3 separate regions of the Homo sapiens genome follow, and all the other regions are linked to region 1. The links are chromatin loops, found by intact Hi-C in ENCODE. Cell type or tissue: dorsolateral prefrontal cortex. All regions are shown on one strand.

What was found. A loop is a pair of places that touch in the nucleus more often than their neighbours do. Peaks named below come from ENCODE experiments on the same cell type or tissue, not always from the same donor. Only the 100,000 strongest peaks of a DNase experiment are listed, where the experiment ranks them.
Region 2: a loop joins it to region 1, with 11 times the contacts of the local background. A loop is called at or near these places in 13 of 110 quality-filtered maps.
Region 3: it touches region 1 in a loop (2.3-fold over the local background); 4 of 110 quality-filtered maps call a loop at or near these places.

Annotation. Positions count from the first base shown.
Region 1 is chr3:181,562,970-181,565,469 of GRCh38, forward strand. SOX2-OT (SOX2 overlapping transcript) reads left to right here. Exons shown (of 7, transcript NR_075092.1): 4 at 751-959. Among named protein-coding and RNA genes, the nearest start is that of SOX2, 150 kb to the right of the region's middle. In dorsolateral prefrontal cortex, a CTCF peak has its summit at 1,420; no DNase peak of the experiment used is centred here; H3K4me3 peaks cover 1,324 bases; H3K27ac peaks cover 2,500 bases.
Region 2 is chr3:181,699,154-181,701,653 of GRCh38, forward strand. SOX2-OT (SOX2 overlapping transcript) reads left to right here. Exons shown (of 7, transcript NR_075092.1): 6 at 445-730. Among named protein-coding and RNA genes, the nearest start is that of SOX2, 12 kb to the right of the region's middle. In dorsolateral prefrontal cortex, CTCF peaks have their summits at 1,491 (motif pointing left) and 1,699; DNase peaks (open chromatin) are centred at 514 and 1,458; H3K4me3 peaks cover 2,500 bases; H3K27ac peaks cover 2,500 bases; H3K27me3 peaks cover 2,201 bases.
Region 3 is chr3:181,613,641-181,616,140 of GRCh38, forward strand. All of the region lies in intron 5 of SOX2-OT (SOX2 overlapping transcript), which reads left to right. Among named protein-coding and RNA genes, the nearest start is that of SOX2, 97 kb to the right of the region's middle. In dorsolateral prefrontal cortex, no CTCF peak of the experiment used is centred here; no DNase peak of the experiment used is centred here; H3K4me3 peaks cover 2,500 bases; H3K27ac peaks cover 2,500 bases.

The DNA.
Region 1 (2,500 bases):
ATTCTAAGTTAAGAACATAAGGAGTTAAGTGGTGAATTTCTACTTCTGTGTTTGACAGTATGGCACCAGGCTGACTTTTCAACAGAATCCTATATGGATAGACTTCCATGAAAAATGGGTGAAACTTCTAACAAAATGGCCTTTATTCCTAATATCCACATTACTAAAGTACTGTACTAGTCCCTAAGGACAAAAGTAGTATAGAGGACATAACACTGAACTGACTGAGTTGTTTACTGGCTGTGCTACCACATGTGTATGACTTGCATTGTCCTGTCATGTCCCTTATCGTTGATTTGCTCATCTATAAAACTGGTTACCCTGCCCTGCCAACCTCATAGGATTGCTATCGAGCATACACACACACACACACACACACACACATACACACACACACACACTCTGTCTCTCTCTCTCTCTCTCTCTCTCTTTTAGATTGCTATGTTTTACCTTGTATCCTTAGCAGCATTTTTAATTTTTTGCCATATAATCAAACTTTACCTTTACGTAGAACTAAAAGAAGCATTCCATGCTACTTTCCAACAACGTGTAACATTTTAAAACAAGTTCACTTACCAAAAGGGAGACAAACTGAAAGAAGTAACACAAAAATACAAATGCAAAATTGCTTTTTTCTAGAAATGGTCTAAAATTTTTATTGTGAGAGAAAGAATAACAGGGAACACATTTGTTTGTTTCCTTTGGGACCTAAGACAAACGTATTGAATATTCTGGTACTTTCCCCTCTAGCCACTACTTCCTTCATTGGACTGCAAGGTATTTCTGTTTGGAAAAGTAATGGAGTCCAGTCAACTTCATTGATCGCCAAGGACTGTCAAAATTATAAAACTTGCTGTGGAGCTCTGACATGCCAGAAGCCGCTAGAAAAAGAAGTTTGACATTCAGAAACTTATCAAGAGGTTCTACTCTTTGGATAGAGACCAAAATCATACTTTGAAGTAAGTAGTAATTTCCAATATTAGCCCATTGGGTGAGCTAAAAATGCCTTAGTTAGATTTGCCAGAATTAGAGATTACATTTGTTAGAATTAGGGGTTCACTAATTAGATGCCCTAGGCACTAGCCATATGTACTATTGGTATTATTATGAATCTTTAGGAATTTAATTCTTTCTTTGCCTTTTTTACTCTGAATTCCTAAATCATTGTTTGAAAGAGTATTTTGACCAATGCCCAGTTTATAAGGGTTCTGGGGCATTTTTGCTTCTTGTATGAGTTCAGTGGAGTGTTAGTTGGCTAACTAATTACAAGGGACTAAAAATAAACCATGGTTTATTATTTTCCAATTTTGAATTACAAAATTATTTAAATGTCTGTAATCGAAGTGCTACATTACTATGTAATGAAATTACAATACAGCTTAATGATATTAGGAAACTGCATGCAAAAAAATATTTGTACACAAGGTGGTGATGTTAGCAACCAACTACAGTACTTTTATTCTGCTAAAAAACACAATAAATAACAACAGATTACTTTCCCCAAGTGATCCCCAAAGGGCATCTTTAGTTGTTCATATAATGATAGCATGTAAGGGCACAGAGCCACATGGAAAACCTGTCAGCATATGTCATTAGAGTAGCAGAGAAAAAAGAGAAAAAGGACAAATCACAAAATAGAGAATAACTGCTAAAGAGTAAAATTATGTTTACAAGTAGTAAAGATTCAAGAATTCAGCCCTTAATACATAAGTTTCCATTGACTCCTATTTAGATATATATGTCCAAGGAGTTACATTCTAAGTGTAAAATTGTCTCTGTAGCTCTAATAAAATATACCTACTTTCCAGACAGCTTTCCGTCTGAAAACTTTTGCCTCCCAAGCTTCCCCCTGCCTTTACAGTTAAGTTTCCTGATTCCAATCCTAACTACAACCTTGGTCCACTGAGGACAATATCTTTCCCTCTATTCATGTTCCTTGTGCACAAATTCAAGTTTTTATGTTTCTATTAGTATAATTCAGAGCAATTAAAAATTGAAGCTGCAAAAATAAGTCACAAACATTATTTCTCATGAAATATTTGACCTTATCAATTCTAAAATATAAATTAATACAAGCTAACATTAAAACCAGCTCATATTTCTTGTAAAGTGGTACATTAATAATGACCTCTCAGGCATAATTAATTAATTTTATTATATTTATCCCTAAAATTCACATATTTGTTATAGTGACATGTATTTATTCTCAGATACTTTTTTAAAGTAAATGATGTCATCAGCAGGAACACAGAACTTGTTGGCTGCAAGATAGAAAGCATATATGCCATGAACCAAAAAGGTAGGAAGGTGTATTTTCAATTTTAAGGTTCTTCTCCTAAGATGAAAAGAGCTGCAACTGTTTTTGCAAGTAAGAAAGCAAAATATCTGTTCTTGAATTATCTAAGGATGAGTCAGAAACTTAAAGCCGAAGAAAAGTAATAAATAATGACAACAGATGTTTGTAAACGTGTGCTCCCCTGTTCAGTGTTTGTATGTGTTG
Region 2 (2,500 bases), 140 kb after region 1:
TTATCAAACCCCTATTCTATGGCTTCAATAAACAGAACCCATTACCTCACGGCATCTTTTGTTGGCCCCATACAAGAGAGAACAAAATGGTTATTCAGGGGAACGCTTTCGATTTTTATTGTGGGTAGCCTGCACAAAGAGCCGTGTTATTGTATTTAAAAGAACCATCTGTAGCAGAAACAATGGCATCAAATTATCTTTGAATACCCACTGAAAAAACATAAAGCTTTTTTTTTTATTCTTCTTCTGTACGGTGGGGGGATAGAGCAGTGTTAGGATAACTGACTTTTTTGTTGTTCTCTGGGTGCATTCTTCTCGCTCCCCCTCTCTCTCCCCCTCACCCTCTCTCTCTTCTCTCTCTCCCTCTCCCTCTCTCTCTCTCTCTCTCTTTTAAAAAATCAGCCATTTGGGGTTTTAAGCCATAAACGATTTTTCTTGTTGCAGGGGATTGCAGTGGCAAAGCTAGGCTAGGTCTTGGAGGCTGGTGTAAGGCGATGTGGGTGAAGGCAGGAGGCTGATGGAAAGACTGGGGGGAAGAAAAGCCGAAATGGATTCACGGTGCCTTGGATGAAGGACGAGAGGGGAACTGCAAGCTCCTTCAACTGGTTCTGTCCGGTGAGAAGTGATCAAGCTTGGGCTGACAAGAGGCTCAGGGAGCCCTCACGTTCTTTCGCTTTTTTACCTGCCAATCAAACTGCTACAAGACAACACCCTGATCTGGCATGGACATGTAAGTAGCTTGCAACCCAACTTTGACATTCACTGCTAGCTCACTCCTCCCCCCACCTCACTTTCTTCCCCACTCATTCTGTTTTTCTTTCTTTTTTTTTTTTTTCTTTTGACCTTTAAGAGATCTGGAAATACACCCTGTGTGGCAGTCATTTAACACTGGTAGATTTAAGTCTGAAAGCGTTAACTTTTGGAATTAAATTCTAATTTAGATTTAACAAATGCAGAAATGAAATGACATTATTTCATCCTATTTTGGACGGTTTTGGTACTGAACTTAATCAGTTGTCTTACAAGGGTGTGTTTCTTTTACTATGAAACTGAAGAAATAGATCTGTGAGCCCCCAGAAAGAAACCCACTAATGAAAAATTCAGGCTTCCATCTTAAAAATGTTAAACTCTAGCATTTCACCCCCATAAAGAACCTCTTCCAGACCAATGTTACTAAATGGAAAGAGTGATTTGATTCAAAAGGTACATATCATTAAGGGGTTGCTACTACTTCAATCGGCGTCTTAACTATTTTGGTGGTGGTTACGGGTAGGGGGAAGTTGCAAAACAAGAGGAAGGGGACATGGCGATACCTCGTTTTTTATAAGAGATTGACATAGAGGAAGATAGAAATGCATGGGGGCAGAATAAGCAGGAAATATTACCTGAGAGAAGGAATTACAGAGCATGGCGAAGCTGGAAGGTGGGAGGGTTTCTGCGGGAAGTCGAGCGAGGGGTGATGGGGCTTGCTCTTTGGCGCCCTCTAATGGCAACTTGAACCAATGTTTTACTTTCGTAATGCAGTACTGGGAAAAGCAGCTGGGTTTTTGTTATTGCTGTTGGTTTTTTTCCTCCGCAGACTTAGAAACTAGAGACTATTAGTGGAGTAAATTGATTGTTTTCAGCCTAGGAACTTATATATATATGTCTTAAACTCACCAGTGTTTCCTCCTCAAACATCCCCTCCTCTCCCTAAATCTTGTTAGACTAATAGAAGAGGACAGGCTAATGGCAAATTGACTTATGGAGGGTGGTCCACGCCCAATTAGCCATTGCGGGCGGGGGAGAGGGTGTAGGATTCGTTTCCTACCTGAACAGCATTCTGACTCTTCTAACATACTCGAGAGGTGTAGGGGGTGGAGTAGGAAGGGATGATTTGGAAATTGCAGATTCTGACATGGGCTCATTATAATACACTTTTAAGGGGGCTCTTGGGAACCTCTGTTATTGCGACATGTGGTGGTCAGGGGGCTTTCCTTCCCGCCTTCTTTTTCTTTTTTCTTTTTCTTCTTTCTTTCCTTCTTTTTTCTTTTCTTTTTTTTTAATTTGATAGATAAAGGTTAATCTTGGGCTGAATGATAGAGCTATGATTGACAAGAGAAAAGGTGTTGAGGGCAGGTCGCGCTGTCTTATTTACAGCCCACTGCTTGCTGTAGAGTCTTTGTTAGGACTGGAAAGCTAATTTAGTGCTGATCAAAAGCACCACAGAGTTAAAGGACTGGTAATGACTGCTAATTTCATTTCAGCCTCATGCATCCCCAACTGCTGTAATTAAAGACACGCTATTTAAATACAGGTGAAGGGTTTTTTTTTTTTAAGTTGGGTTGGGGGGGGGTGGGTGGGTGGATTACAATTTTATTTAGATCTTCTACTCTACTTGGGTGTTATGTAGTCCCAAATTAGATTTTATTATTATTATTATTTAGAGCCGCTCCTTGTCATTTATACCTGGCTTTGCAGAATCGGAAGTGTGAAATGTGTCACTCACATAAAAGCCCCT
Region 3 (2,500 bases), 51 kb after region 1:
ATATGTTAAAATGTATACATAAAGTGACTGAGGGAAGGGTACTTTCTGGTGTTTTTTTTCTTATTTTTTAATCTAAAATATATGTTGAAATTCAAAAGGTGTTCACCACATGCAGTGTGGCAGCGTTCAATATTCTTTAACAGCTGTATACTGTGTGGGTCTGTATGAAGTTACAGGGGCTCACAAGCTTTATAACGGACACAAACATTCTTTTCTATTTCAGTCTTAACTCCTAGAAGCAGGAGTAAGACTTGGAAAGAACCAAGCAGCCTCCTGCCCCACTGAGACCAGAGTACCTCTGCTATTATCTGCTGTGTATATTAGAGTTCCATTAAGATTTACTCATGAAAATCCCATGCTAGAAAGAAAAAGTGAAACATTACTGACTGAGGCTATCTTATAGAAAAGGAAAGCAGGGTTTACTCAAGGTTGTACACTGAGTGAGTGACAGTGTCAATTTTATCACCCAGTTTCTTGTCTCCTGGTCCCAGGCTTACTCTCCTAACCAGACACAGTCATGGCTCTGTATGTCCAGGCCTCCTAAACTATATTGCTAAAAGCTCACACCAAGAGATTCACAGCCATATGTTTAAAATCAGGATGCTTCCTGAAGATATAGTATCTAGGTGGTAAATGGAATTTTTTAACATTATAGACCAAAATCAAGCCCTTTATTTGGCAATATTATTCATTCTGGCTGCATTGTTGTAGCTGTTAGGTAAAAGATTGATTCCTCTTACTTCTTAGTAAAGTAATATTTTGGAGGTTTCTTAATGGTATTTCTAATTGTGGTAAAAAAATAAAATTTACTACCCTCACCATTTTTAACGGTATAGTTCAGTAATGTTAACTTAAGTGGTATTTTTTACAGTAGAAAAATAATTAGTACTTAAATCCAAAAGAAAGAAATTTTTTTTAAAAAACTGAATTAAGATGCTAATTTTTCAAAACATGTTTTATGGAATACCATCCCTATAAGCTATGCCAGCTAAAAAAAAAATAACACGGTCAAATAATTTATGTCCTTCTCTAAGAAATTCACAATGAAAATTTGTACTTGAAAAACTCTGGTAAATCATAAAGATCTCTTTGAACCTTGTATAATATAGTGTATCCCAAACTATTTTTCCATAGGTTTCCCCCAACCTATTTTGCCAAAAAGTCTATTTTTATTCTTCAGAGCTAATATTTTTAACACATTTTAGGAAATTTTCCTCTAATCCAACCTTTGCAGATTAAAAAAGATCTATAAAGTGATGTTTATACTATTTATGTTCACTGGCTCTGTGTTTACAAATCTTTTATCTTTATCTTATGGTAGTAAATCTCATTAATTCAATCACTCAACAAATATTTAGGCATGGGCTAAGTGCTGGGAATACAGTAATGAGTAAATCAGTCAGAACCCCTGACCTTACAGAGTTTACAGTCTGGGAAAGAAGTCACTGAAAGTGCTCTAATGTGAAAGTCAGAAGAAGGGAAGAAAGAAAAGAAGAAAGCAAGAAAGGGAGGAAACAAAAAAGGAGGGAGGGAGGGATGGAGGGAAGGAAGGAAGGAAGGGAGGGAGGAAGGGAGGGAGGGAGAGAGGGAAAAGGAAAGAAAGGAATGAATGAATACAGGAAGCACAAGCAATATTAGCTGTTTCTAACACTTATAGCTTATCTGGCTATGTTTTTTGTTGTTGTTTTTCCTCATTCTGAAATGAGAGAAGAGGGAAAGGGGGAAAAACTCCATCAGTTCAGTGGTCTGGTCTTTGAATAGAGATAGAAATAATATTTCTTTGAAAGCTACGTATGTATCAGCAATTGATTCTATGATAGTTCTCTAGCAATTCAAAGATGGGCTTCTATTGCTTAGAAGGGAAGGAGATAGAAAGAGAAGGAGAGAAGAAAAGGAGAGGAAAGGAGGAAGGAAAAAAGAAAAGAAAATGCATTTTCTGGTCTTCCCTCCTATTGTGGCATCTTAGCTGTTGATGTTACCTTCCATATAAGAAGATTCCTTTCAAGCGTCAGCAGAAGACCTTATTTGATGGTAACCATGGGTCCTACCTCTGTCAGGACATATTGCTTCTGACTATCTATCCATCCTTCTCTCTCAGGCTCTGACCTTCATGCTGGGAACCTTTCTTCATGGGAGTGGAATGTGTCTCCTAAGCAAAGGAAAAGGATAGGCCCATAGGCATATCATTGTTATCCAGCATCTTACTCATCCTTAGAGCTCCTACACAAAAATACAAATCATGATCCTGCCAAAAAGGAGCACTTGAAAGGCTGAAGAAGGGCCTCATCTTCTTGTTGGACTGTTGTCCAGTGTTCCACTTCCTTGTATGAAACTGAATGCCTTGCATCCTAACTCCTGTGTATACCACTTGAAAATACATATTGTAGGTGACTGCCCTTTGATCACAGAGATTAGGGAAGCAGGAAAGATTGCAAAATCTAAAAGAAAAAAAAAAGGCTTATAACTAAGAGAAAAAGAAGGAGGACCTTATGCCCACTCT